2 separate regions of the Homo sapiens genome follow, and region 1 is linked to region 2. Evidence: chromatin loops called from intact Hi-C (ENCODE). Cell type or tissue: MCF 10A. All regions are shown on one strand. Links, peaks and the distances in the headings refer to the core of each region. The heading gives the core; the rest is flanking DNA.

The links. A loop is a pair of places that touch in the nucleus more often than their neighbours do. Peaks named below come from ENCODE experiments on the same cell type or tissue, not always from the same donor. Only the 100,000 strongest peaks of a DNase experiment are listed, where the experiment ranks them.
Region 1: it touches region 2 in a loop (6-fold over the local background); 1 of 110 quality-filtered maps calls a loop at or near these places.

The regions. Positions count from the first base shown.
Region 1 is chr13:95,615,707-95,631,325 of GRCh38, forward strand. It overlaps DZIP1 (DAZ interacting zinc finger protein 1), which reads right to left. Exons shown (of 23, transcript NM_198968.4): 7 at 14,283-14,407; 8 at 9,062-9,223; 9 at 6,637-6,774; 10 at 4,179-4,241. Among named protein-coding and RNA genes, the nearest start is that of DZIP1, 21 kb to the right of the region's middle. In MCF 10A, for the core only: a CTCF peak has its summit at 8,426 (motif pointing right); a DNase peak (open chromatin) is centred at 8,455.
Region 2 is chr13:95,777,308-95,792,926 of GRCh38, forward strand. It overlaps DNAJC3 (DnaJ heat shock protein family (Hsp40) member C3), which reads left to right. Exons shown (of 12, transcript NM_006260.5): 10 at 8,632-8,764; 11 at 9,700-9,848; 12 at 13,566-15,619. The coding sequence ends at 13,723. Among named protein-coding and RNA genes, the nearest start is that of DNAJC3, 110 kb to the left of the region's middle. In MCF 10A, for the core only: no CTCF peak of the experiment used is centred there; DNase peaks (open chromatin) are centred at 7,354 and 7,804.

The sequences.
Region 1 (15,619 bases), core at 6,189-10,188, 160 kb before region 2:
AGCTTCACAGGTGAGTGCCTGGAGCTAGACAGGCCAGCAGTGTAGTATGCCCTGGAGTACACAGGGCCTGCATTCAAATACCAGTGACCGTGGGCAACACAGCATCTGTCTAAGCCCCTGTGTCCTCACCTGTAAAATGAGTGACAGCATCTACTTCACAGAACTCTTAGAAGGCTTAAGTATATGGCAACTACAAATATCCATTTATTTCTAAATGTTCCCATGAAACCAAAGTTGTGCTGGTTAAATCAGCTTTCAAAAAAAACACCCTGATGAGGAGAAATGTGCACAGCTGAGAGCCGATATGAGTCAGCTCCAGGACACCAGGACATGAACTGTAAGAACAGGCCACTTTTGCTTCAGTGTAATGTAGGGGGACAAAGGAGAACACTCCTTGCACAGTGGAGCCACCTGTGGTGCAGAGAAACTACCATCCACTGCTCCTGGGATCCTGCATCTTAGCTGCCATAGATAAAATATGCTGGGAGGTGAACGCCATCGTCCTAACTACATAGTCATTGCCACGGGGGAAGCTCCCTGGGTGCAGGGTGGAAACGTGGACTAGTGTCCTCCCTACAGCAGATGGTGCTTAGACCTCCAGACAACTCTGGTAACCCTGCTCTTCTGAACCCTACAATCAGCCTTTCTCCATCTATGAAAACAAGGCTGAATGATGCCCTAGCTAGCTACCTTCCACATTCATTCTGCAAGTGTGTAGTGAGTGCCAACCACATTTCAGACACATGAGTGGATGCTGGGCAGACAATGGAGAGCTAAATAGACAGAGCCCTTCACTCAGAGGGCCAATGACGTGATTGGAGAGATAGACAATAAACAAGGAAACAAATAAGCAAGTAAACTATTTAAAATAGTGCTCAGAACTCTGTTTGAGATATTATGGGAATAATAAAGAAAAGGGACTACCTACTTGGATAGAGTGACATCAGGTGACCAGGACCCAGAGGCCAGAGGCAATGGGGTAGGCAGGGTTCTCAGGGGGCCCTCAAGGTTGTACCCCTGGTGTACACCCCCTGTGTGATGCTGTCCCTTGGTCTGAGGAGAACCTCCATTGTGCTTCTCAACCACAGAATACGGCAAAGGTGAAGGGACTCTGGAGACGCAATAGCAGTCCCAAATCTGTGGACTTTGAGGTTATGAAAAGGAAGATTATCCTGTGTGGGCCTGTCTTATTCAGGTGAGCCCCCTGAAAGAAGTTCCAGGCCAGGCATGGTGGCTCACGCCTGTAATCCTTGCACTTTGGGAGGCCGAGGCGGGTAGATCACCTGAGGTCAGGAGTTCAAGACCAGCCAGGCCAACACAGTGAAACCCCATCTCTACTAAGAATACAAAAATTAGCTCAGCATGGTGGCACGTAATCCCAGCTACTCGGGAGGCTAAGGCAGGAGAATCGCTTGAACCCAGGAAGCGGAGGTTGCAGTGAGCCAAGATGGCATCACTGCACTCCAGCCCGTGCAACAGAGTGAGACTCTGTCTCACCCCAAAAAAAAAAGAAATAAGAAGTCCCAGGCCCTTCCTGAAGCGGGAGAATGAAAGCAAGAGAGACACACTCTAGCTGGCCTTGAAGTCAACAGCCATGCTGTGCACTGCTATGGAGAAGGAGTAGCCTCTGGAACCTGATAGTCTCAGCCCTTCAAATAACCACAAGGAACCTCAGACAGGAACACAGCCCAGATGACACTCTCAATGCAGCCTGTGAGTCCCTGAGCCCAGCCAAGCCCTGCCTGGACTCCTATCCCACGGACATTGAGAAGAGAAATACATGCCATCTTCACCCACTCAATTTGTGGTCATTTGCTACACAGAATAGAAAACTCATACTGAGGGGAAGGAGGTAGCCATGTGAAGAGCAAGTCGAAGGGCTTGCCAACAATGAAAACCAGGTATAAAAGAGGAAAAGGCCAGAATGTTCTAGAAATTAGCAGAAAGTCATCATAGCTGGAAAGAGGAGGTTCCGAAAGGCAGGGGGTGGGGCGGGGGGGTCAGGCTGAGGCTAGAATGGCGGCCAGCAGCCAGGTTATTTTGCTGGCTCTGTGGAGAGCAGACTAAGGAAGGGGAAGGCTGGAATTGAGGAGACCCACCCTGGGGCCCATTCAGAAATGGAGGCTTAGTTAATGCAGGGCAACAGGAAAGTACAGAAGAACTGGTTCCATAGAGTGGGCCCTGCAGACAGCCTGGACTCGGGGATTGAGAGAGAAAGGTGGAATCAAGATGAGCATCTGGAGGAACGAGGGTGCCATTTGCCAAGTCTGGGGAACAAACCCAAGAACTTCATCTTAGGCATGTCGCACTTGAGAAGCCCATGGAGATGTCGAGTACTGAGCTGGCTACCTGATCTGGAACTCAGAAGAGTTGTTTAGGCTGAAGATGTAAACATGGGCATGATCCACACACAGCCCTAATCCCACTTCAAGAAACTCTCTCTGTTCAGTCCCTAGGGCACTCTGCATTTATCCCATCCTGATTCCCATAGCTGTAGCCTCACTCCTACTCCCTTCTGTACTGTAAGCGGTCTGAGGGCAGGCATTGTTCCACATCTCTTTTTAGCCTTATAAAGTGTAGTACATAGCAGATGCTCAGTAAATATCTCCTAAATTGAACTGCCACATCAGTGATACAATTTTCAATATAAACTACTGTATATGTGTATATCTATAGATATGTGTATTGGGTGTATGTCTGTGTATTATCACTATAAAGTATTTGCATGATGAAATGATATTTTAAATGGAATAGAGGAAAAATAGTGCTTCCTACTTCCTTTTCTAGCAATGATACAATCTTAAAGGTAGATTAATATCTAACTTTCCCATCGAAGTTCCTCAAGAACTGCAGGTGTTTTGTGAAATATTTTTATTTTTTGTTTGCTTTAGTTTGGCTCTAGTATTGTTCCCAGTTTCTTTTTCTCTCCCCGTCTTCCTCAGTATTTGTTCCACTTTGGAGAAATATAAGCTGATAAATTTTTTGATCATCTGAACACACTTCATCCTTGCAATTATACACATACATATTATATGATCTTTTGTCGTTTAATATTCTACTAAGAAAGGTAATATTAGAAAATGTGCAAAAGAGGAAACATTTTTTCCATTCAGAAAAGATTTACAAGAAATACTAAGGTACAAAACACAATTTCAAGTGAAAAAATAAACAGAAGTTTTCCTATTTTAAGACCTTCTCAAATACATCTACTTTAGATGTTTTGCACTAGTGTAAACACATTTTAACACTTAAATTTCTGATGTACTCAGGTGAAAGAGAATCAGTGTCATAATTAAAGTTTGTTTTCATTAAAGCGATTTTAATGTAAACAGTTCTTGCCTTTTTAAAAAATTACTTACATTGCAGTTCTGTGATACAAAAAAATCAGAAACATGTATTTGACAATGAAGAAATGATTAAGTCACTTATGATACATCCAATAAGATCATCATGAAAGTCATTAAAAGTCATGATTTTGAAGAATACTTTAAAACTTAGGAAAGGTCTATGATATATAAAGTGAAAAGTGTACAAACCTACAAAACATAATTCGAATGTTGTAAAACTATGTATATATGAGGTTCTACACTTACAGAAATGCATACAAGAAAACTGAAGCAGTGGACAAGAAGGCTGCTGGAGCTGGCAAGGTCACCAAGTCTGCCCAGAAAGCTCTGAAGGCTAAATGAATATTATCCCTAATACCTGCCAACCTACTCTTAATCAGTGGTGGAAGAATGGTCTCAGAACTGCTTGTTTCAATTGGCCATTTAAGTTTAGTAGTAAAAGACTGGTTAATGATACCAATGCATCGTAAAACCTTCAGAAGGAAAGGAGAATGTTTTGTGGACCACTTTGGTTTTCTTTTTTGTGTGTGGCAGTTTTAAGTTATTAGTTTTTAAAATCAGTACTTTTTAATGGGAACAACTTGACCAAAAATTTGTCACAGAATTTTGAGACCCATTAAAAAAGTTTCATGAGAAAAAAAAAAAAGAAAACAAATTATAAGAAAGTAGTAGCAGTGGTTATTTTGGTGTTAGAATTATAGGTAATTTTAATTTTGCTACACATTTCTCCCCAAATGTTATTAAGTGGACAAATATTATGTTTATTAAAAAGGAAAGCAAATATTTCTTTAAAAAATGGCCCACTTTAGGCCACTGGTTTCTTAACCTTACCCGACCCTTCTCTTTCTTGTGTTCTTGATGAATAGCTTGAACTCGAGCTGTCCATTTGCTTTCCTACAAAAGAATAAAAGAATAATTTATGTACAACTGTAACAATGAGATCTATGCAATATGGGAGCTTCCTTTTTAGTGAATACCTATGAAACCCAACTATCTATCTGGTAAAATTTTAGCTAGTGAAACAGTTTGGCTCTCGGTCCCCACTCAAATCTCATGTGTTGAAGGAAGGGCCTGGTGGGAGATGATTGAATCATGGGGGTGGACTTCCCCCTTGCTGTTCTCATGATAGTGAGTTCTCACAAGATCTGGTTGTTTAGAAGTGTGTAGCACTTCCCTCTTCACTCTTTCCTGCTCCATCATCTTAAGACGTGCTTGGTTCCCCTTTGTCCTTCTGCCAATGATTATAAGTTTCCTGAGGCCTCTCCAGCCATGCCTCCTGTACAGCCTATGGAACTGTGAGTCAATTAAACCTCTTTTCTTTATAAATTACCCAGTCTTAGGTAATTCTTTACAGTAGTATTAGAACAGACTAATACAGCTGGTATTTTTTAGAATATACACAGTCAAAAATGCTTAAATACATTTGCATCTGGTTTTAATCTTTTACCATAAGGCAGGGGTCAGGAAAAATTTTTTAGTAAGGAGCTAACAGTAAATATCATAGGCTCTGGGGGCCAGACAACTTGGTCACAACACAACACAATACAGCTGTGTCATTCCACAACTGTATTGGGACAACAGCCATGGATAAGATGTAAATGAACTAGCACTCATAAAATGTTACTGGGACATAGCCAGTAACACTTTATTTGCAAAAGGAGGTGCTAGTTTGCCAACCTAAGAGGCCAAAAGGAAACACCAAGGTTTCTGAGGCCATGGGTTCTGAACTGACAACACAACTCACAGGACAGAAACAGAAGAAATTTAGGTGGGACCTTAGGATTTTAGAGCCACATCCTTCAGTTCATGAGCGACCAGCTGTAGTCTACAGCCTGCTGGAAGCAACTGTCAACAGTTCAGTTCAGGACACAGCTCCTGGTTTCCTACCATATACCAGGCACCTCACTGGATGGCCACTGGCAGGCTAAAAGAAGATAAAAAGACAGGCCCTGCTCTGCACGGGAGGCGAGTAGACACAGCCATGGAGAATCCACATATAATGTGTATGTCATCAGATCCCACTTAGGGACTACAGAAATGCTATAGCCTAGAGGCTCAGGAGAACTTTCTGAAAGCGGTACCTGCCCCCCTGGCTGAATACTAAAGAATGAGTAAAAGACAGGTCCCGAAAACTGGGAGCTGCAGGACAGGCAGGAAAGCAGCCAGAACCGAGGAAAAAGACAGAAGGGCATGTTCTGAGAGGCATGGGCTGCTGGGCCGCTGGAGTGCCAGGAAAGCAAAGAACAGAGAAAGATGGCCCAGGGCCCAGAATCCGAAGGACCCTGCGTGCTGGTAGGAAGTCCGGAATAAGGGTCACTGAAGGACTTCAGACAGGACAGGGACATGGTCAGCCTGACTGCAGTGGAGCAGGTAGATTTGGGTCAGGGAGGAAACATGTGAGCACTGAAGCAAGAAGCAGTGGTCCCTGTTTCCAAAGTCTACTTACCTTTTTTAGAATGACCCAGGCTTTTAAAAAAGAATCCTGAATTCATAAGCTCTCATCTCTATTTGCTTCCTAGTTTAAAAAAATTGTTCCCCTAAACCGCTGTCACTTCCAAATGAAAGTGATTATGTTTGATAAATGTAACAGATCATCAGCTGACCAGTTAGCAGTGTGTGTGTGTGTGTGTGTGTGTGTGTGTGTGTGTGTGTGTGTGTGTGTATTTATTTATTTATTTTTTGAGACTGAGTATCACTCTTGTTGCCCAGACTGGAGTGCAATGGCGTGATCTCAGCTCACTGCAACCTCTGCCTCTTGGGTTCAAGCAATTCTCCTGCCTCAGCCCTCCGAGAAGCTGGGATTACAGGCATCTGCTACCACGCCCAGTTAATTGAGCCGAGGTGGGCGGATCACCTGAGGTCAGGAGTTCAAGATCAGCCTGGCCAATATGGTGAAACCCCGTTTCTACTAAAAATACAGTTAGCAGTATATTTAAACTCTAAAATTAAATCTGGTGCTTCAATATGCCCTTCTACACCTTTTGAAATTGAGAGCTACATCTGAAAGATGAAAAATGAATAGCTAGGTTATACTAACCAATTCAAATTGACTTTATGGAGAGAAGAAACAAAACAGTTCTGCCAACTGTTGTGTATGCTATTTGCCAACAGCAAGCATGTAACAAACACCTCTTATGATTTAGGCATGCTGTAGGAGAAAAATAACAGCTAGTCACCTTCAGGGTTACTAAAAAAGACAAACACTTTTTCTGCAGATGACACTCACTGTAAATTACTTCACTAAGAAAAAGGAAGGCATCCACTGCAGCTGTCACCCACTTGCACGTACCTGACTATCAAGAAGCTGCATGACATTATGGAAATCCTGGGGATATGGAGAACGGTCTTCTTTAAACTCGTGTGCATCTTTTAATGTGCCTATGTTGGACTTGATCTGCATATTGGACTTCTGGATTTCTGACAGTTGCTATAAGATAAAATTCAAGCTCAGTACTACAGTTAGACTTTCATAAGATGGAAACAGAGAATAAAATCAGGGAGCACATAGCTGTGTTTTAAATCTGACTGCCCTCTTGGACGCTCCTGGACGCTCTTGGACGCTTCTCCTGCTTCTGCTTCCCTGTGGTTTTACTGGTTTGTTTCTACTGCTTGCTGGTCTTCCTATCAGAATATGTACAGGGTGAAAAAAGGGGAAGGAAAATCTAACTTTCTAATCTTAAACGAGTCTAATTTTTTTTTTTTTTTTGGAGACAGGGTCTCATTCTGTTGCCCAGGCTAGAGTGCAGTGATATGATCATGGCTCACTGCAGCCTCAACCCCCTGGGTTCAAGCAATCCTTCCACCTCAGCCTCCTAGGTAGCTGGGACTACAGGCGTGCACCACCACACCCAGATAATTTTTGTATTTTTTTTGTAGAGACAGGGTTTTGCCATGTTGCCCAGGCTGGTCTCAAACTCCTGGGCTCACACAACAATCTGCCTACCTCAGCCTCCCAAAGTGCTGGGATTACAGGTGTGAGCCACCAGGCCCAGCTGGGGCTTAAAATTTTTTATGGGCACTTAATAGGTACCAGAAACAGAAGAACTGAATGCACCTGGTTCTTAAGCTAGTTTAGTGAGAGGCCAACACTGTCCAGGGACCACATCAGTAAATCCACTGGGGACATAACGTTTTTAATTTTACCCTTTTCTTTTCATATTATTCCCAATGTTACTCATGGCAAAAACCCTCAGAAAACCACAGAAGGTAACACATTAACTTCAAAAACAAAAGTATGGGGGAGCGCACGTCTCCTCTCCTCAGTGTAGGCTGCTCATAGTGACTTCATTTCAGAAAGGACAGCAGGGAAAGGAGGAAAAAAGAGAAAATCTTCAGTGGAGAAACCTGACAAACACTACCACAGCCAGGTAGCCAAGGTCAATAGCAACAGTTATAAGTCATGCAGATTCGTAACACAAAGTCTCAGACAAAACATTCAACTCTACTGCTCCCACACAAAAATGCCACAGACAGAGCGTAAATTACCAAACATGGCTGTGTTTCAATAAAACTTCACTCATGACACTGAAATGTGAACTTTAATGAAATTTTCCTGTGTCACAAAATAGTCTTCTTTTTTTCCAATGTTTTAAAAATTTAAAAACTGGCTGGGCACAGTGGCCCACAAATGTAATCCCAGCACTTTGGGAGGCCCAAGTGGGAGGATCACTTGAGGCCAGGAGTTCGACACCATCCTGGCCAACATGGTGAAACCGTCTCTACTAAAAATACAAAAATTAGCTGGGTGTGGTGGCATGTGCCTGTAACGCCAGCTACTCAGGAGGCTGAAGCACGAGAATCACTTGAACCCAGGAGGCAGAGGTTGCAGTGAGCTGAGATTGTGCCACTACACTCCAGACTGGGCAACAGAGAGAGACTCTGTCTTGAAAAAAATAAAAAGTAAAAATGTAAAAACTATTCTTATGTCAGAGGCCATTCAAAAACAGGTGGTATGCTGGACTTGGTTCATGGGCCATTCGCCAAATCTCACGCTAGAGTTTAAAGAGTTTTAGGAAAGCCCTCAGGTGAATTCCAAAAATCTCTATTTTCGTTTATAAAACTTGTTGGCCCCTAGAGGGAGCTCAAGGACCTTCGCTCAGCTCCCTTCCTTTCTCCGTTTTCCCCAAAGAAGACTCAGGTCAAGTCTAACCAGGGAGCTTAGAATTCTTAGAAGGACACTGATTGATTGGCTGCTTTCTAAAGAAGCAGCTCAGGTATCATCTATGCATGAGGCTGGGGCTGTATGGACCAGGGCTGTTCCCACAAGGGAGAGGGGCTCACTTAGCCATAACTTGCTTGCTTTAGAGACCCCACCTGGGCCTGGGTTGAGGAGGGAGCCTGGCAAAGGTTCTTAGCCTTTCTGGGTCTGCTTCTTTCCCTTCCCACTGGACAATGGAAAGTTCCAAAACTCAGGGAGGAGTTTACAGTTCAAGGCTAACCTAACCAGATAAGAAAAGAGGGACCATCATAGAAGAGGGTCTTCTATATCTCACCACGAGTGTTCTGCACTGAAGTTTAAGGCCAAAGCTCCCATTCTCAGCAAAACATCTCTGACTCACTCTGTCTCCTCTATGCCTCCCTCAAGACTCTCAGGGAGAAGAATGTCTGCACGAGGGTAACATAAAGTAACTGCTGGATCCCCTGGCCTTAATGCCATCCTAACACCACCTCTCAAGGCAATCAATACCATAAGAACTTCTAGGTTTAATACTTACATATTCTAATGCTGAATTCTTCGAAGTTAATTCTTTAAATTCCTTCATAAACATCTCCTTGACTTTTTCCATTTCATCAACTAGTTTCTCCTTTTCTTCTTCTTTCCACCTGTCAAATAACTTCAAAAAGTCTTCCTCTTTTGTTTTCTGCATTTCATATTCCTGAAATTATTTTAATACACATCTTTAAAAGTTCTGGTCTGAAGAAAATAAGCAATATTTAAAATAAAAGTTCATAGCATCACTTCAAAAATGTTAGCTAGTATTGCTTATTTCAGTGAGGCTTGTAACAACATTTCCTATCATGGCAGGTCTGTGCACAATGATTTTTCTAAACTAAAGGCAGCACACAGAATCCTCTTGTCCTTACATCCCTTAAAATACCAACACAGACGCCCAAAGCCTCCAGCTTTTTGTGTTCTATGAACTTGTATAAAAGTCATGCCATAATATATAAAATGTAAATATACTTTAAAGAAAACATATATTGAGCAATAAAAGAACATTTGTTGGCACCATAACAATTTGGATAGTGTAACTTCATCCCACCCCCAGAAAATACAAATTCAGATTTACAGGAGCTAAATTCAAGGTCAGCACTTGATTTCTCAATGACCTTCAGGGTTTTTAAAATCTAAATTGAGAACTTGAACGACACTATATGCCAACTAGCCCTAACACACATATACAGAACTCTGTACCCAACAATAGCAGAATATACATTCTTCTCAAGTGCACATGGAATATTTACCAGGAAGACCTTTTTTTAAGTCCATAAAGTGTTTCTCAGATTTAAAAAGATCAAAATCATGCAAAGATTCTTCTCTGATCACAATAGAATTAAGCCAGAAATCAGTAACAGAAGGGAACTGGAAAAGTAGCAAATACGTGGAAAGTAAACAACGTGCTCTTAAACAACCAATGGGTTAAGGAAAAACTCACTAGGGAAATTGGAAGATACTGTGAGGTTAATGAAAATGAAAACACAACATACCAAGATTCATGAGATGCAGCCAAATCAGTGCTCAGAAATAAATTTACAGCTGTAAGAGCCTACATTTAAAAAGAAGAAAGGTCCAGGTGTGATGGCTATGCCTGTAGTCCCAACAGTTTGGGAGGCCACGGTGGAACGATCACTTGATCTCAGGAGTTTGAGACCATCCTGGGAAACATTGTGAGACCTCATCTCTACCAAAAATTAAAAAAAAAAAAAAATTAGCCAGGTATGGTGGTACGTGCCTGTAATCCCAGCTACTTAGGAGGCTGAGGTGGGAGGACCACTTGGACCTGGGAGGTCAAGGCTGCAGTGAGCTGTGATTGTGCCACTGCACTCCAGCCTGGGCAACAGAGAGAGAGTCTATCTCCAAAAAACAAATATAGAAGAAGAAGAAAAATCTTAAATAAATAACCTAGCTAGAAAAAGATGAACAAACCAAACTCAAAGGCAGCAGAAAGAAAAAAATTATGAAAATTAGAGCAAAGATAAAGCAAAGAACAGGAAAGCAACAGAGAGAATAGATGAAGCCAAAATTTGGTTCTTTACAAAGATCAACAAAACTGACAAACCTTCAGCCACCCCAAATAAGAAATGAAAGTGAGGACATGACTACCAATCTTGGAGAAATTAAAAGGATTGTAAGAGAATATAATGAACAATTGTACAGCAACAAATTGGATAATCTAGGTGAAATAGACAAATTCCTACACAAATGACCAGACTGACCCAATACAAAGGAAATTTCAATAGACTTTCAATAAATAAAGGGATAGAGTTAGTAATCAACAACCTCCTAAAAAGGAAAAGTCCCAGACCAGATGGCTTTACTGGTGAATTCTACCAACTATTTTAAAAAAATAACATAGAATCCATAAGAAACGACTAAAGTAATAAACAAATTCAGCAAAGTTGCACAGTACAAGGTCAACATGCAAAAAGCAGCTATATTTCTATATACCAGCAATGAACAATCCAAGAAAGAAATTAAGAAAACAATTCCATTTATAATAGCATCCCAAAGAATAAAATACCTAGAAATAAATGTAACCTAAAAGGTGAAAAAGACTTGTACACTGAAAATTTTTGTTGTAAAAATTGAAGAACACTTAAATAAATGGAAAGACATCCCATGTTCATGGATTGGTAGATTTAATATGGTTAAAATGGCAATACTCTCCTAAGCAATCAAGAGATTCAATGTAATCCCATTCCAATAACCTTCTTTGCAGAAATGGAAAAGCCAATCCTCAATTTCATATGCAACTGTAAGAGGCCACAAATAACCAAAACAATATTGAAAAAGAAAAACAAAGTTGGAAGATGCACACTTATCTATTTCAAAGCCTACTACAAAGCTACAGTAATCAAAGTTGTGTGATATTGGCATAAAGACAGACATACAGACTAGGGGAATGGAATTGAGAATCCAGAGATAAACCCAAACATCTATGGTCAACTGATCTTCAACAAGGATGTTAGGAACATTCAATGAAAAAAGAATAGTCTCTTGAAAAATTGGCACTGGGACAACTGGATAAACCACATGCAAAAGTATAAAGTTGGGCCCCTCTCTCAATCTACATGCAAAAATTAACTCAAAATAGACCAATGACCTAATAGAGCTAAAGTGATGAAACTATTAGTGTATATAAATAACTCATACAGCTCAACAAGAAAAAGGCAAACAACCCAATTAAAAAATGGGCAAAGGATTTGAATAGACATTTCTCCAACTAAGATATATACAAATGGAAAATAAACATGAAGAGATGTTCAATATCATTGGTTGTTAAGGAAATACAAATCAAACTCCGATGAGATACCACTTCCCACCCACCCAATAGGATGGCTTTAATTAAGAAAACAGAAAAGTATAACAAGTATTGGTGAGGATGTGGAGAAATAAGAACATTACTGGTGAAAATGTAAAATGGTACAGCTACTGTGGAAGACAGTTTGGTGGTTCCTGAGAAAGTTAAACATAAAATTACCATATGACTCAGCAATTCCATTCCTAAGTATATAATCAAGAAAAATGAAAACATATGTCCACATAGAAACTGCCACATGAATGTTTATAGTAGCATTATTCATTAGAGCCAAAAGGTGAAAATGAATCAAATGTCATTCAATGGATGACTGGATAAACAAATTGTCTATGCATACCTACATACAATGGAATATTAGCAAGACCGACAAAGTACTGATACATGTTACAACTTAGATGAACCTCAAGAACATCATGCTAAGTGAAAAAAGCCAGACACAAAAGGTCACACATTACTTTTTTTTTTTCAGATGGGGTCTCATTCTGTAGCCAAATGGGGTGCAGCGGTGTGAACACAGCTCACTGCAGCCTTGACCTCCTGGACTCAAGCCATCTTCCTCCCTCCTCAGCCTCCTGAGTAGCTGGGACCACAAGCGCATGCCACCACACTTAGCTAATTTTTTAATTTTTTGTAGAGACAGGGTCTCACCATGTTGCGCAGACTGGTCTTGAACTCCTGGGCTCGAGCAATCCTCCCATCTTGGCCTCCCAAAATACTGGGATTACAGTTGTGAGCCACCACACGTGGTGTACATATTTTTTTTTAAAAGATATATACTGAATAGGAAAATTCATAGACATAAAAAGATTCGTGGTTACCAGGAGATGAGGGTAGTAGGAGTGATTATTTAATGGGTATGGGTTATTTTTCTGGGGTGTTGAAAGTTTTGAAACTAGAGAGATGGTAGTTGCACAATATTGTGAATACACTAAACGCTACTGGATTGTACACTGTAAAATGACTGTCTAAAAGAGATGTTGGTATACCCTTGTTCATAGCAGCATCAGTCATAATAGTTAAGAAGTGGAAGCAACCCAAGTGTCCAATAACAGATGAATAAGCAAAATGTGGTATACATACATATACCATGAACTATCATTCAGCCTGAAAAAGGAAGGAAATTCTGGCACACACTACAACATAGATAAACTTTGAGGACATTATGCTGAGTAAAATAAGCCAATGATGACAAAAAGACAAATACTCTATGCTTCCATTCATATGAGGTATCTAGAGCAGGCAAAATCACAGAGAGGGAAAGTAGCTGGAAGGAGGGGGGAGTGGAGCACTGTTTAATGGGTAGAGTTTCAGTTTTTCAATACAAAACAGTTCTGGAGATTGGCTGTATAACAATGTGAATATACTCAACACTACCGAACTGTACACTTAAAAATAGTTAAAATCATAAATTTTACATTATAGGTATATTACAATTTAAAAAGAAAGAGAAAGAGTGAGCCCATGTGGAAGACAGAAGCCTCTGTCAATGATTCTGTGAAATGACTGCTGTTATCCCTAGAAAGTCACACTTGCTGTCCCCATGGGGGAAACAAGGAAGAGCCAAGCACACTGTCACTCCAACAGTCACAAGGAAATAAATGCTCTTTGATGGCCTTACTCTCTCCATTAGGTACACCAAGGTCAACCCTCTGTTGGATAAACAATGGCATACGTGGTACCCACGGTGTACCCACAGTGACCCACAGAAGTCAGAACTCAATGAATCATGGGCCTCTTTCCTCTTGGGCCCTTCATCACCCCGAGTATCTCTGAACAAGTCATTCCAAGCACCCAATGGGCTGACACAAGGGTCACATAGATGAGAAAAAAGAAAAAAGGAAACAGATCGGAAGCATGAGGGAGACTCAACCCTCTGTTGGTGGCTTTGAGTATGGAGGAAGAGGGTCAGGAGCCCAGGAGTATGGGGAGCCTCACAAGGAAATTAGGAGCAGCCCTCCCTCAATGGACAGCCTGGAAGAAAGTGTAGACCTCTGGTCTACACCTGCCAGGAACTGAACTCTGCCAGCAACCAAATAAGCAAGAAATATTCTGTTCTATAGCCTCTACCAAGGCACATGGTCCTCCTGACACCTTGACTTTAGCCCAGTGAGAATGAGAAGTGTCAGACTTCTGTTCTAAGCAAAATTTTAGAAAGTTAATTGTGTGTTATATGAATTCCACCCCAATTTTCTAAAAGGCTTTCAAAAAATAGAGAAATATATTTCCAGTGATGTGCTTTGTAGTAAGATACTAAAGAGTAGATTGGCAATAAAAAATGCAATCATCTTGTCAAATTCACAAACTCTTAAGTGTCCTCTGTTTATTAGAGTCCATGGCATAATTGAATTACATACAGTTAATTGTAATTAAAATACCACAGAATTCTGCCTGGTACCTTGGAGAATCTGACTGCACTGGCATGGTGTGCAGCCTCTAGCTCAGACCTGGTGAGCTGCAGCTCTTCCTTCAATACGACGATCTCACTCCGGAGCTTCTCAATCTGTGCATTTTTCTGATACTCTGTTGCAACAGAAAATCGTGTTAAAACACCATCTCTTACCAAATGTACCTGGAAACTTATGGGGTACAGTCCTGTTGATAACACGAAGGAAACTGTCCTCTTACTTGGGATACGATTACTTGTTTCATGCCACATGAGCCAATTTTTGCTCTTTAGTTTATTTGGAGCCCAGTGTATTTTGGGGCACTGAATTATTTTTTAGCAGATTCTTTCAGCCGCTGTGTTGAGGTTGGATTATCCTACATAGATACATGAGAGCCCTCTTCAGGGAGCAATAATGGTAACAAGGAATAATACAGGGTGCTTTGACCCAGTGGCACTCTGGGCTTTTCTTAGAGGTGCCTGTCTCAATCACAGAAGGCAAGCAACAGCTTCCTCTGCAGGCACCACCATACTGAAATCTCTGTGGTCACCATCCTTTAGGTGCCCGCTGAACTCTTCTGAGGACCCCATCAGTGCTAATACAAGCAGAGGACTTGGGGGGCATTCAAAATGCAAACTTGGGCCATAGTCTATCAACTGGGGTAGAAGTGAGGTACTGAAAAGTTGTAAAAGGAAGCAACAAGTGAAAGGAAGAATACTTATGTACATGTACTTACATGCAGATGTACACATGACTGAATGGATGTACATGTGTCTGTGAGTGTAGACATGAAAGGTATGGAAACCAAAGTAGAAAGTCAGAATCTCAAAGATGACCTGAAGAAATAATACTCGTTTCAGAGTCTGAAACCCTCTCTGAAACGAGTATGAGTTAGAATAAGATACTGAAACAGAAGAGAAAGAAGGTCAGTTTCACGCTGAAGAATGGTAGATTAATTAAAATATTTCATCTTTCCAAAATATTGCTAAATTTTATCAGTGATTCAAGACTTATTAATGAGATTATTATGCTGTTATTTTTGTTTCTACGAAGCTTAGCTATTTCCTAAGTAATCTATTTAACTGAAATGGGCAAGAATGGAAACAACCTGGCCCAAACTGGAGGGAAATGCAGGTACTGAGTATATAAGCCAAGTACCCACGTCTAGATACTGAGAACATTTAAGATCAGAATGAGGTCGGGCACAGTGGCTCACGCCTGTATTCCTAGCCCTTTGGTAGTCCAAGGGGGATGAATTACTTGAGGCCAGGAGTTCGAGACCAGCCTGGGCAACACAGCAAAACCCCAATCCCTACTAAGAAAAAAAAGAAATACAAAAACTAGCCAG
Region 2 (15,619 bases), core at 5,463-9,462:
AGTCTGAATTATGCTAGGATATGTCTTCTTGTTGCCCATTCTCAGCCAGGCTGCCCTGGCACCCAGTGCACCTTTTCAGTCTAGATCCATCTTTCACTTCAGGAACATTTTCTTAATCTGTTTTGGTCTCTTCTATTTGTTTCTTTTTCAGCTTAGTTTTCTGCATACAGGTTATACATGAATTGTATTTCCTTTGCCTTGTCATCATTAGCTATAATTTTTTCTCAGCCTTTTAAAAAAGTATTTTATATAATTTAGTTAAGTCAAAATTCACAAGAGACAAAGTAGGACATTAAATTATAATAAAAAGGTTCATTCATTGAGAATCTATGAATATATCTGACATCAGTTTTCCCAAACACATAAAGCAAATATTGACAGAATTGAAGCAAAAAATAGACAGCAATATAATAATGGTAGGATACTTCAGTATCCCACTTTCAGTAATGAATAATAAAGCAAGATAGAATATTAAGAAGGGAACAAAAAACTTGAATGCACTATAAAACAATTACACCTAACAAATGTATTCAGACAGCAGAGTACACATTCTTTTCAATAGCTCATGAAACATTTTCCTAGATAGACCACGTGTGACACCACAAGTCTTAACAAATTTTTTTAAATTGAAATTTTATAGACTATGATTTATGGCCCAAATGGAATAAAACTAGAAGTCAGTAACAGAAGGAAAATTGAAAAATTCACAAAATATGAAAATTAAACATGCTCTTGAGCATGCTTTTGCTCAAGGGTTGGAAGACATAATATTGTGAAGATGGCCATGCTGCCCAGAGTGAGCCACACATGCAGCACACCTTTCAATTCCCAATTTTACTTTTCTGAAAATAGAAAAAAACCCACAAAATTACATGAAACCTCAAGGGACCATGAAAAGTCTGACAATCTTAAAAGATGAAAAATATTGGAGACATTACACTTAATAATGTCCAAACACCAAACAAAGCTACGGTAACCAAAGCCCTTTGGTACTGGTATAAAGGCTGAACACCAAAGCAGTGAAGCAGAATGCAGCACAGACAGCAACTCTGGCAACATGCTCAGGTGAGTTATTTGCACGCCATTTATTGAAGCATTATCCACAAAAGCCAATAGGCGAAAGCAATTTAAACTTCCCTTACCAAATGAATGGATACATATAAATTGGAATACAAAAAAAATGGAATATTACTCAGCTTTTAAAAAGCAGGAGGTTTTCTAATATCTACCATAAGACAAATTTTGAAGACATTTTGCTAAATTTAATAACCCAGCCACACACAGAAAAATACTGTATGAATCTACTTACATGGAATATCTAAAGTAGTTAACACCCTTAAAAAGAGAAAATAGAATGATGTTTGTACAGTAAAAACATTGAATTGAAAAACACCAAAATGTGTGCCCTTTATGAATGTGCAGTCATAGTTGAGAATTGTAGCTATTTAGAATTATTTTTTAGTAATACACTGTGTTTATTCAGTATTTTTTTGTGAAATTTTGTTCTGCCAATTTATATTCCTGTGTCATGTTTTATGGTAGGTTATGTCACATTGTGTTTTTAGTTTTTATTTATGTATTATAATTTTGTATGCCAATATTTGACTCTGTAAACATTAAGACAGTGTTTGGACAGAAGTCAGATATGAATCAGCCATACATCTAGAGCCAATATAATTATTTCTGTGTTTGTTTGCCTGTATAAATATTACCCCTATTTTATGATTTGTATATTTCCTTTTTTTGGTTGTTTTATTTTTAATTGTAAAAAATACATAACGGAATTTATAATCTTTGATATTTTCTTCTTTCTTTTTTTTTTTTTTTTTTTTTTTGAGACGGAGTCTCACTCTGTCGCCCAGGCTGGAGTGCAGTGGCATGATTTCAGCTCAATGCAAGCTCCGCCTCCCGGGTTCACCCATTCTCCTGCCTCAGCCTCCTGAGTAGCTGGGACTACAGGCGCCCGCCACCATACCCGGCTAATTTTTTCTATTTTTTAGTAGAGACGGGGTTTCACCGTGTTAGCCAGGATGGTCTCGATCTCCTGACCTCGTGATCTGCCCACTGCGGCCTCCCAAAGTGCTGGGATTACAGGCATGAGCCATCGCGCCCGGCCTAATATTTTCAATTATATAGTTAAGAATATTGACATTGTTAGCAACATAGCTCTAGAACATTTTTATTTTTGTGAAAGTAATATGCAATACACATGAATCTCAGGCTTTTAAAACTCTCTATTTCCATTTCCTTTTGTTAGATCCTTCATTTTTATCTTCTCCCTTGTCCTCTTTCTTGTTTTGTCTTCATGTCTATGATAGTTTTGATTTGTTCTTATTTTTCTTGAGTCCTGATTGCTCACATTTTTACCTCCTCGTCATCTGGTCTCTTTCCTGAGTTCTGATTCTGCCTTGTGATTACTCTTAATGGAAGTGATTGGATTAAGTTACATAATTTGTCTATGATGCTTGCCCAGAATTTCCTCTGGTTTTGTTTTTCTGATGGCTATTCAGAAAATAGTATGCTTTGGCTATGTTTTTCTGATGAACATTCATTAGATAAGTTTTACATGTTCTTTTCCTGATTTTTAAAATATCTTTGAAGTGATATTGTGCCAGTTAAAAAAAAATTATTACTCATCATAAAATGAGTTGGAGTTCACTGCCCTAGCTATTTGTGGGGCTAGTCCTCTGGATGTCAGTTTTGTTTTTTTGTTTTCTGCATGTAAGGCGTGCTGGGGCCAGGGCAGCCTTCTGTAGTTAACAGTCGCAGTACTCTCTGCTTCACTGTTTCCACAGACATTCTGCTTCCCGCTAAAATGATTTTGCTGTATAGCCCTGCCCTCTCTACTTCTCTGCACCAAACCATGGCCAGGAGGTCATCTGCCACCAGCCCCACTTGCCCCTGTACCCCATTCCTTTGCTACACCAAAGGGGTGTGTGTTTTGCACTTCAGGATGAGCATAGAGTTGCTGTTCTCTGGGATCTGCCGCACAGGCTGTTTCACTGTTCCCTCTCACTGTATTCTCTTCTTTACCTCTGTCTTGCCCCAGTAAGCCCTCTGCTTTATCTCCACTATGTGTGCTCTAGATTTCCTGGTTCCTGCAATATGCAAGGGATACAGGTTGTCACTTCAGGGTAAGCGCATACTCATAGAAGGTGTATTTTGTCAGCATTTTCTGTGATCTTTTACCATTTGGCTTTCTCACTATTTGCTTCCCCCTTCGTCTTAGGTTCATGGCTGATATTAGCACCTGTCAGCAGCCCTTGTACAGTTTCTTTGTATTGTTTTGCTGAAAATGGAATTTGGAGCTGCACCCTGTCTGTTTACCTTGTTTCTTTTGTGTGATATGTTTCTTTTGTGTGATAGGCAGCAGGAGAATGTTGGTGTTCCATGGGACATGTTTATATTGGAGGTCTGATATACTATATTCTTTCAAAGGATTTCTTTGCATTGAGAGTAGACTTTTAGGGGAATAGGGTGGAAGCTGGGAACACCTGTTAGGAAACTGTTTTAATGATTCAGGTGAATGGTGGCCCGCGTCACAGTGCTAACTATGGAAATGCTGAGAAGTGGTTAAACTGTGGCTATATTGTGAAGGAAAGCTGATTTGGAACTTGCTAATGAATTGGTAGGGTGAGAGAGGGAGTCGCTTGTAGCTGTGTGCACCTGTCTTTCAAATGCTGGTCTGTGCTGGGGAGCTCAGGGCAGGCTGTAAGTAAATAGGACCTGTTCACTGGAGAACGTCCCCAGTGGCACTTGCCCAGCTGCCCCAGTGAGCCCTGCTTCACTCATTTTACTGATCGGGGGTCAGTAAAATGATCTATTTAACTTTGGTCTGGGTGGGACCGCTTTTTGTTTGTTCCAGGTTTGTTGTAGAGGTTTGCGTGTCCTACAGGGGCCCTCCACAGGCACACCTTTCACTCTGCTTATAGTAGGGATTAATGCTGCAGCCAGTGGCTCCATATACAGGGGCCAGAGCCTGCCCAGCCATCCCATAGTCATCTCACGGACTATCCTGACAGTTGCCTTATAGCTACTTCAGCTTGCCAAAGTGAGGGTCCTCGGCCAAAGATAATGGCTTCCAGATCTGCTAGGGCCTCTTATAGTGTGTGCTTGCATTGTGGTTCTCTCTACTTAGGTTTATTACTAATGTGCTCCTGCTTCCTATCTTCCAGAAATTTATCAAAGTTGCTGGTCTGCTGTTGTCTTCAGTGCTACTATGATTATATTACTTTTCGTCACTTCGGTGGCAAGGAGGGTAGGCAAACGTGTGTGCTTACGTCTCCCATCCTAAGCTGGTGATTTGCATTGCTCCTCAAGAATGTGAAGGGAATATAGAAGAAAAGTAATTTGGGATAAGATTTTTTAGATTCAGAAGTTAGAAAATGAATTGGCTAATACGCAACATGGTATTCTTTATCTAGGGCTGATATATGTCTGGCTTATTCTATTTTTCATAGCTGTTCAGTAATGGTGGGATAAACATTGGATGTGTGTGTGTGTTTTTTTTTTTTTACTTTAAGTTCTGGGATACATGTGCAGAATGTACAGGTTTGTTACATAGGTATACACATGCTATGGTGATTTGCTGCACCCATCAACCCATCATCTACATTAGGTATTTCTCCTAATGCTATCCCTCCCCCAGCCCCCTACCTCCCCACGGGCCCTGGTGTGTGATGTTCCCCTCCCTGTGTCCACATGTTCCCATTGTTCAGTTCCCACTTATGAGTGAGAACATGCAGTGTTTGGTTTTCTGTTCCTGTGTTAGTTTGCTGAGAACAATGGTTTCCAGCTTCATCCATGTTCCTGTGAAGGACTTGAACTCACCTTTTTTATGGCTGCATAGTATTCCATGGTGTATATGTGGCACATTTTCTTTATCCAGTCTATCATTGATAGACATTTGGGTTGGTTCCAAGTCTTTGCTATTGTGAACAGTGCTGCAATAAACATACCTGTGCATGTGTCTTTATAGTAGAATGATTTATAATCCTTTGGGTATGTACCCAGTAATGGGATTGCTGGGTCAAATGGTATTTCTGGTTGTAGATCCTTGAGGAATCACCACACTGTCTTCTACAATGGTTGAACTAATTTACTCTCCCACCAACAGTGTAAAAGCCTTCCTATTTCTCTACATCCTCTCCAGCATCTGTTGTTTCCTGACTGTTTAATGATCGCCATTCTAACTGGTGTCAGATAGTACCTCATTGTGGTTTTGATTTGCATTTCTCTAATGACCAGTGATGATGAGCTTTTTTTCATATGTCTGTTGGCTGCATACATGTCTTCTTTTGAGAAGTGTCTGTTCATATCCTTCGCCCACTTTTTGATAGGGTTGTTTTCTTGTAAATTTGTTTAAGTTCCCTGTGGATTCTGGATGTTAGCCCTTTGTCAGATGGATAGATCGCAAAAATTTTCTCCCATTCATGGCAACAAAATTCTCCCGTGTAGGTTGCCTGTTCACTCTGATGATAGTTTCTTTTGCTGTGGAGAAGCTCTTTAGTTTAATTAGATCCCATTTGTCAATTTTGGCGTTTGTTGCCATTGCTTTTGATGTTTCATGAAGTCTTTGCCCATGCCTGTGTCCTGAATGGTATTGCCTAGGTTTTCTTCTAGGGTTTTTATGGTTTTATGTCTTACGTTTAAGTCTTTAGTCCACCTCGAGTTAATTTTTGTATAAGGTGTAAGGAAGGGGTCCAGTTTCAGTTTTCCACATATGGCTAGCCAGTTTTCCAACACCATTTATTAAATAGGGAATCCTTTCCCCATTGCTTGTTTTTTGTCTATTGGGTGTTTTGTTTTGTTTTGTTTTTTTAGATGCTCTCTTAGAGTGTGGAGTCTGAGAAAGTATAACTTAAAATGGTCTGTCTAGTTATATCTGTGGGAAGTCTTACATCATCCATACTTAGGTTTCTAATTAGTTTTCTGCAATTGTGTGAATATAGGAAACAACCTATAATTTTACATTTTTGTCTTATGTTGGGAAAAATGTGTTCACCTTAAATTTTAATACAAATACGATACAAAAGACTGCTTTGGGGAGATAACTCTGAAATGTAAGAATGAAAACATGTTTTAAATATAGAGTCTGCACAAGTAGCAAAATCATGTATATTGAAACATCTTCCTATTGTATTCCTTCAAGGTCTGTTTCCTTACTAAGCTATGTGTTGTGTTATGGGTGTTCATTGTAAAGTTAAACCTTACTACTGTTTATGATGGTTTTGTTTTTATACTAAACTGGGAGAAGTTTTTTATGTCCCTGTGGGTTGGGCTATAGTAACATTTAATGTAATGATGCACTGATGCGAGAATTCACTTTAGGATAAAAGATTGAAGGGTCCCCTTCCCCAGTGCCACAGGGCCAAAGGTGGTGGTGGTTCGTTTCTGTACGTAGTGTGTAGCCTGTCAAAATCTGTTAGTCTTGTTGTAGGACTCTTTCCTTAGTTCAGCTAAAGACAGGGGGTCCTTGTCACACGGCCACGAAAAATGAGGCTCACAGACAATTTGAAGAGGGCAGGACTTATTGGGTGAAAAGGAAAAGAGGGAAACAGGACTCTCTACAAGGCCAGAGTCCCAGCTAGTGTGCTTCCCACCTTGCAGATTGAATCCCAGGTTCCATCCAGGAAGAGGAGGGAGGGGCCAGGCTTCTTCCCGAGGCTCCACCCCAGTGCACACTCCTCCCAGCGTGCAGGCCAGTTGGAGTTTTTCTGGGAACCCCTTTGCATTTGGCTGTCTCAGTCTTAGGCCAATATCTTTCTCATTTTAATCTGTCCAAGGTGCCTTACATTCCCTCCATGTTTAGCTGTTGCGAAGATGAGTGTTCACATGTCTTTTATCCTAGTGAAATGCATTTTCATAAAAACAAGAATTTTATCCCAGCAATCTATTATTGGAATTATCTATGCAGGGAGAATATTGAGAAAAATTTGAGTGGGGGCTTCCCTAGACTATCCCCAGATTTGGTGATCTGGTAAGAAGACACACAGGACTCAGCATATAGTTGTACTCAGGGCTTTCATTCCAGTGAAAAAGCAAAGTCAGCACAGGGAAAAGGTGCAAGGGTGAAAATCTGGAGGAAACCAGGCAGAAGATTCCAGGACTTCTCTCCCTGTGACGTCATAAAGAACAAGCTTAATTTTTCCAGTAATGAGAAATTCTACAATGTGTGAAATGTTGTCTACCAGGGAAGCTCGTTATAGACACTGCACCCAGAGTTTTTTTGGGGAACTAGTCACTAGACACGTTCTGTCTGGCCTGCACCAAAATCCCAGACTCCCAGAAGGAAAGATGTTTACCATAAACTGTATTTTTCATACAAACAGTTCAGGCATGAGTCATTCTTACCATGGAATGTTGGGAACACTCCTGAAATCTGGCTTCCCAAACGTCAGCAGTAAGCCAACCTTGTCAGCAAACTTTTCTAAGGATAGTTGTCTCAGGACTGCTGTGTTGACTCTCTTCTGCATATTAGATACCCAGATGCCTTGTATTTTCTAAGTATTTAAAATACTGCTGGGCGTGGTGGTGCGTGCCTGTAGTCCCAGCTACTTCATGGGCCTGAGGCAGGAGGATGGCTTGTGCCTGGGAGGTCGAGGATGCAGTCAGCCAAAGTGACAGAGACCCTGTCTCTTAAAATTTTTAAAAAAAAATACTGTGTAATAAAATAAAAGATGTAATGTGGATAGTCAGCAGACTTCCTATACTGGGACTATATGTATTTTGTATTTTGATTGACACTTAGGTTTGTAATAGTGTTAAAGCCTGTGGGTTACTGAGTCATTCGGATTGTGGACAGTTCCTTCTGTTCCCTTTCTTTCTACAAATTTTTTTTTTCTAGCTTCCCATTGGCCAAACCCACCTCCTGATCCCTTTCTAAATGTCTAATTCTTCTGGACTGTTGTCAATCCATAGCTGACCAGGCCGATTTTCTTTATCACTGTCTTTCTTTCCTGTGTAACAACCACTTAGTCTTAATGGTGGTAAGATTGCTCTGGATAAAGTGCTGATATTAACATATTTACCCAGAGGGTATGGGGAGATAATGCGGGAGGGTGGGCAAGTAAACAGCAGTACATTTTGTTGAATGAGAATAATAAACTACCTAAACTCAGTTTTCATTATTATGCCTTTTAAACCTTTTTTTTTTTTTTTTTTTTTTTTGAGACGGAATCTCACTCTGTCACCCAGGCTGGAGTGCAGTGGTGCGATGTCGGCCACTGCAAACCTCCGCCTCCCAAGTTCAAGCGGTTTTCCTGCCTCAGCCTCCCGAGTAGCTGGGACTACAGGCGTGCACCACCATGCCCGGCTAATTTTTGTGTTTTTTTTTTTAGTAGAGACGGGGTTTCATTGTGTTGGCCAGGCTGGTTTTGAACTCCTGACCCTCATGATCCGCCCACCTCGACCTCCCAAAGTGATGGGATCACAGGCATGAGCCCCTGTGCCCGGCCTCTTAAATATTCTTGATCAAAGTTACTAACGGGGTATCACTTAAGGTTTTTGGCAATAATGGCCAAAGAGTGAAGGGGTTGGGGGATGACGACTTTAGCATCAATTTTACAGGATAAGAAAAGGCAATAAATTATAATTTGCCTTAACAATATTATCTTAAACATATTTTGACAGCTATTCAGGATTATGAAACTGCTCAGGAACACAATGAAAATGATCAGCAGATTCGAGAAGGTCTAGAGAAAGCACAAAGATTATTGAAACAGTCGCAGAAACGAGATTATTATAAAATCTTGGGAGTAAAAAGGTGAATTATTAATTTAAAATTTACTTTGCTATTTTTAATCAACTCTGTTTCAAAGCTAATCATTGCTCTTTTTCCTCTCTGATTCATTTTCTTTACTTATGTAATTTCAGTCATATGGATTAAACCTTAACAGTCTTTAACATTAGAAAGCTACTTTGAGTATTTTATAGGCAAGTTTCTTTGATAGAGACCAATAATGCAACAACAGAATTAGTAGTTGGCAACAAAGATGACACTGTAGCATGAATGGGTCCTAAGCCTAGATTTTTTAAGAAGGGTAAAGGGGTAGGAGTGAGATTCCTTTTGGTGGGGATGGAGGAGGAGACGGAATGAGTAAAGAAAAAGCCTTCTCTAGGCCTAAAAATAAAGTAGTGCTTTCAGAATTAAGTCTGAAATTAAGATCTACCTTATATAAAAGTACATACTAAGTAAATGATACACCTCCCAGTGCCTGTGGGTGAATTCTGAAATTAAGTAAATGATATACCTCCCAGTGGTTCGCTGAGTAAACCATCAATTTTTCAAAATTTGGAATCTTTGTGCTTACTATTAAGTAAGCTAATGCAGAAGCATAATTGAAAGTGGCATTCAGAGTCAAATATTTTTTAATACCAAGAATTGAATTATGGTAACTTGGAAATTCAGAAAGTTAAAAAATTCATTGATGTACCTTTTTTAAAAAAGGGAAAGTTCTAAAGATCAGGAGTGCTTTATTCTCAGTAATCTTAGTGAGCGAGTATCCAAGGAAGCCTGATGTCAGCTTTAATGATCATCCAGAACTGTGTATGCAGATCTTTGGCCTGTGATACCATTGGAACTATTTTATAAAACCAGTTTTGTTAATTGCCAGTAGGATCTTAATCAGCTCTTCTGATTTTTATGATAGTATGTTAGACACTTTTCCACTAATGATTATTTATTTTACCACCCCTCAGAAATGCCAAAAAGCAAGAAATTATTAAAGCATACCGAAAATTAGCACTGCAGTGGCACCCAGATAACTTCCAGAATGAAGAAGAAAAGAAAAAAGCTGAGAAAAAGTTCATTGATATAGCAGCTGCTAAAGAAGTCCTCTCTGATCCAGGTATTATTAGCTTTTATTCCTTTGACTCATCCTAGAGGTGGTGTTAGAAGCGAGGGTGGAACATGTGGTGGGTTCTCCACGTGGGGCTGTATAGGCAGTGACGGGTCCTGAGCCCAGTTCCAGAGGTCCAGTTTTATGCCTGCCCTCATTCAGCCCTCTTATGTTGGGCACCCTCCTGTTGCAGGGTACAGTGGAAAGACTATCAAATGTGGAATCAGAGGGCCTGAATTTGAATCTTTTTTCTACTCAAAGAAGTTATCAGAACTTTTTGGTCTCAGTTTTTTCAACACTGAGCATAAGAGGATCTCTCAGGTTCCCTCTAACCTCAAAGGTCAATGATGAATTTTCTCCACCAAGCTTACAGGAGCTTGATGAGGAAACCAGCTTGCCAGGCTGGATTACATGGAGTGGGAGAAGAACAGCTGTCTGGCCTAGGGCCTGCTTTGCCCCATATGTGTTCACCAGGAATCTTGCCCTGAATCATAGGATCATTAGATTCACAGGCTTATATGTGTTTTTTTTTTTTTTAATTTTTATTTTTTGTAGAAATGGGATCTCACTGTGTTGCCCAGGCTGGTCTTTAACTCCTGGGCTAAAGTGATCTTCCCAAAGTTCTGAGATTACAGGTGTGAGCCTCTGCACCTGGCCACATGTGTTCTTTTGCCATACAGTAATATGGCCTGGAAATTTCGTTAAGAGGGAGACAGGCTAAGCATTGAGGTAATACTGAACAATGCTTTGCTGCTGCCAGAGAATTTCATGTTAAGCTTATACTGCTTTTTTGTGGCCTTCCATGTCAGTGGGAACAGCAGCTGTGATCTGAGCTAAACAAACAAAAGAGAGGAAAGTTTTATGTTTGTCAAATCTTTTTTGAGTACTTACTTATGCAGTGGAATTGAAAGTAAATGATCCTTTGTTTTCAAGTAATTTATAATCCAGTAAAGGAGACAGAAATGTACTTGCAGTGGAATTGAAAGTAAATGATCCTTCGTTTTCAAGTAATTTATAATCCAGTAAAGGAGACAGAAATGTACTTCCCTTATCAAGTAGTGTTGGATACATACTGTCCTGTTACTTAGCAAATACTGAGTGGCTACAACCTGCCTTAAGCAGTTCAATCCTCTTAGTTTGTGCAGTGCACAGGTGTGATAGTGTATCAGACTGGGAGTCAGGATCTTCTTATGTGAGAGGGACTTTGTGCTACGTTTTAAGGTACCAGGGAGCCAACCAAGGGGATGGGTGTCCCTGCACAGAGGCATGCACTGAGGAAAGAGCTGCAGGTCCTTTTTCTTACCTCCTGTTCTTCTGTTCAGGATGAACTATCTTTTCTTTTAAAGACTTTAAAGTTTTTTACTATGCATATATCAAGACGTGTCATATTTAGGAATATGTTTAGTAGAATCACATGATGTATGCCAATCTGAAACTTAATTTTCACTTGAAATAAATCTTGGCTATAGTTTTTTCTCATTGAAAAATGGTTACCTCATTCTTTGAGATGTATGCAGACCACTCCACTGAATTTTTAAGTAATTACATAATGTGAATATAGCTGAATTCACTTCCCCTTCCATTCACAGCATCCTTTCTCTGGGGCCATTATCACCCCCACCCCTACGGAGAGTTCACTACTGTTCTAAGTGCTAACACCCTAGATTAATTTTGCCTGTGAGATATCAAAGATATGGGGCCTGAGTCTAACTGCATTAGCTTTTATAAAACAAAGCTGAGTTTCAGATCACCTACAATACCCGCTTAGTTATTAACACTCAGCATAAGAACCCTCAGTTTTACTGGTGGGTTTCCTCCTCCTAAATATGTGGCTTCAGATTAACCTCCCAGAATGAAGTAAACTGGCTTTTCTCTAAGTATCTTTGAACCCCTAAAGGACAAGTTACTGTGAGAGAGCAAAGCGAGACTTGGGATTATTTTTATATTTGCATTTTTTTCTGCATTCTCTATTTTCCATTTATTAAAAAACCTAGCTATATGCTAAGTCTTTTTATTTTTTTTTTGTAAGTTCAGGGGTACATGTGCAGGTTTGTTACATAGGTAAATGTGTGTTATGGGGGTTTGTTGTACAGATTATTTCATCACCCAGGTATTAAGTCTAGAACCCATTAGTTATTATTCCTGATCCTCTCCCTCCTCCCACCCTTCACCCTCCAATAGGCCCCAGTGTGTGTTGTTCCCCTTTATGCATCCATGAGTTCTCATCATTTAGCTCCCACTTGTGAGAATATGTGGTATTTGGTTTTCTGTTCCTGCATTAGTTTGCTAAGGATAGTGGCCTCCAGCTCCATCCATGCCCCTGCAAGAGGACATGATCTCATTCTTTTTTATGGCTGCATAGTATTCCATGGTGTAGATGTACCACATTTTCTTTATCCAGTCTATCATTGATGGGCATTTAGGTTGATTCCATGTCTTTTCTATTGTGAATAGAGCTGCAATAAACTGATATGTGCATGTGTCTTTATAATGGAACAATTTATATTCTTTTGGGTGTATACCCAGTAATGAGATTGCTGAGTTGAATGGTATTTCTTTCTTTAAGGAATTGCCACACTGTCTTCCACAATGGCTGAATGAATTTACACTGCCACCAATAGTGTATAAGCGTTCCTTTTTCACCACAACCTTGGCAGCATCTATTTTTTTTACTTTTTAATAATAGCCATTTTTTATTTGCAATAATGATCTAATTATTTGCTCTAGTGATCAGTGATGTTGAGCTTTTTTTCATATGATTGTTGGCCGCATATATGTCTTCTTTTGAGAAGTGTCTGTTCATGTCCTTTGCCCACTTTTTAATGGGGTTGTTTTCTTGTACATTTAAGTTCTTTGTAGACCTTTGTCAGTTGCATAGTTTGCAAAAATTTTCTCCCATTCTGTAGGTTGTCTGTTTACTCTGTTGATAGTTTCTTTTGCTGTGTAGAAGCTCTTTAGTTTAATTAGATCTCATTTGTCAATTTTTGCTTTTGTTGCAATTTCATGATGGAAACACCAAAAGCAATCTTTGCTCATACCTATGTCCTGAATAGTATTTGCCTAGGTTGTCTTCCAGGGTTTTTCTAATGACTCTGAGGACATGAGCTCTTTCTTCCTATCCCTGCAATATTCCTCTTTATTGCCTTCTCCCATGTCTCTGCATTGATCTCTCTCTGTTCGGGGCTCAGAGGCCCCGCTGTGGGGGCACCAATTGCATGGGAGGGAAAGGTGAACCTCCTGGAGTTGTATGTTATGGAGGCCCCGCTCCCCTCATGTCTGAGGAGCCTTAGTGCTAGAATGCTCATTAGATGCTTGATGAGGTCATTGCCTTACAGACTTTATTTTGGGGATTAGGGTGGTGAGCTGGCTGTTTCATTAGAATTGTAGACTCTTGGAAGTTTCTCTTGAATTATTTTTTTCCAAATAATTTCATTGGGTAGTTATCAAGCTTGGGTGGCTTCTTCTGGAGTGAGATTTAGGGGCCTGAATCTCAATAAATACCTATTATCAACCCTGAACCTCACCCTCCTTGTGGCAAATTTCTCTAGTCTGTTTCTTCAGGGTGGGAATGGGAGAGCCTGGATTTGAATGTCAGGCACAACTCTTGATAACCGAAAAGTAAGTAGCTCCTCAAGCCCACCCACCCTCCTCTGCCCAAAGAAAACATTCCCCCTGCCCCTATACCTTAGATATTATCTGGTTCTTAATTTTCTGATTTCTTTCTAGAAATGAGAAAGAAGTTTGACGACGGAGAAGATCCTTTGGATGCAGAGAGCCAGCAAGGAGGCGGCGGCAACCCTTTCCACAGAAGCTGGAACTCATGGCAAGGGTTCAATCCCTTCAGCTCAGGCGGACCATTTAGATTTAAATTCCACTTCAATTAAACCAACTGTTTTTCTGCTCTTCTTAATTTTTTTAAAGATTAAAAACAAAGAAATCTTGTTCCGGGACCCTAATGAAAAAAAATTTCAAATCTTTTCAGTTTGTCCATGACCAAAGAGTTGCTTTAATAGGAAAAAATCTGTTCTTATCCCTGTCAGATTTATGGTTAATGGGTTTGCAACGGCAAGGAGGCAAGGAATGGTTCTATTTCTGACAGAGCAGCCTGCATCTGCTTTATGCTGTCTGGAGGGAAGTGGTCTGAGGCAGGCTCACCCGTGGAAGTGCTCACGTATTCTGTATTATTTTTCTACACTGGAGCTGAGATTCTTCTCTTCACAGCCTTGCAGAGTAAGTCAGTGCCTACAAGTGTAAGAAGGAGCTGTAATCTTCATGAGGATGGTTATACTTCAGTATTCTTAAAGAGAACATGAACATTTTTGAGCTGTATGTTCTTAGGGACAACTGTGCTTCGATGTGGTCAGTCTCGTCACTTGTGAGTAGCTGTGAAATCTTTAGTGTGCATGTGTTTGCACCTCTGTGGTCTGTCAACGTGGCTGTCACTGAAGGAGCAAGAGACCATCTTTTAGGAACCCTGCCACCAAATAATAATATATCCAGGCTTAGACTTTGGATTAATGTTAAATGTACATTTTTTTGGTTCAGTACCTGAAGAAGAATACTGAAACTTGAATCTATAAATTCCTATGGACCCTTTTAATATTAAACACAACAAATTAAAAGTTGTTATAGGTAAAATAAGTTCAGATAAAATAGTGGTGGTATTTAAAATAATATTGCTGAAGTGCAGATTGAAATACTTTTTAAACAACTGAAGTTCTGAGTTTTTATAGGGAATTTCATGTAACAAGACTGGTTTAGAAACGTAAAGTTGCGCAGTCAACATAAATAAATACAGAATGCCATGTTCTCCACTTCTAAGTAAAGACAGTGGGCAGCTTCTGTTTCTCCTTCTATCAAGGCTTCACCCTATCTTAAAGGTCTGTGGTGCCTCCCACGTGGGACCTGTCTGCTGGTATGTGTTAAACAGCAGACCGGCCCTTCTACCAGATCTTGATGCCTCTGATTTTCTCCTGCCTACAAGAAAATACAGGCAAGGTTAGTCAGGTCTGGCTATATTTCCACTGTTGTTTCATTTAATAAGATGGCATCTCCTCTTGAGATATGTTCTTCTTACCTTTTAAGAAGATACTATTTAAGAAGTGAACTATTCAGTCTTTGTATACTGAATGCTTTTTCCCTAAAAAATGTTAATCAAGAATATTGAATATTTATGGCACTCTTGATGCTGCATTTGAAAGCTGAAGGAATTACTTTAGATAGATAGGAATTGCTACCTTTATTCTGGAAAGGTTTTGTTTCTGCCTCAAAGCATTTTGAAGTGTTTTAACCATTAAAGGGTCTAATTTTTTTTTCTTAATGAAATCAAGCATTTTAATTCACTGTGGGAGGCATCCTGACCACGGACATCCATAACAGCAAAGCACAAATCGTTTTCGTCTGTAGTCATATCCTGAAACATAGGTGGACAAATTTTTAACTGAGAGACAAAAATCACATAGTTGAATTGAGCAGAACACTTAAGTGCTTTCTGCATCTATTTAGGAGTCTATTTCTTACCAATAAACTTGACAACGCATTTGGAAAACTAGTGAACACCTTACAGCTTTCATTTTGCTTTAATGTTTCAATTCAAGCCGGTGTAAAAATAATTTCCAAGGCATTTCTGTTTATTCTTTAGTAATCTCACTACTGGCTATGTCAGCAATATCTTTTTCAATCTGGTTCCTTTTGTATATGATGTCACTGTGACCTCTTTGAAATATAGTGATGGCTTTTACCTACTTTGAAAAGAATTTTCACATAGAGTCAGAAAAAAA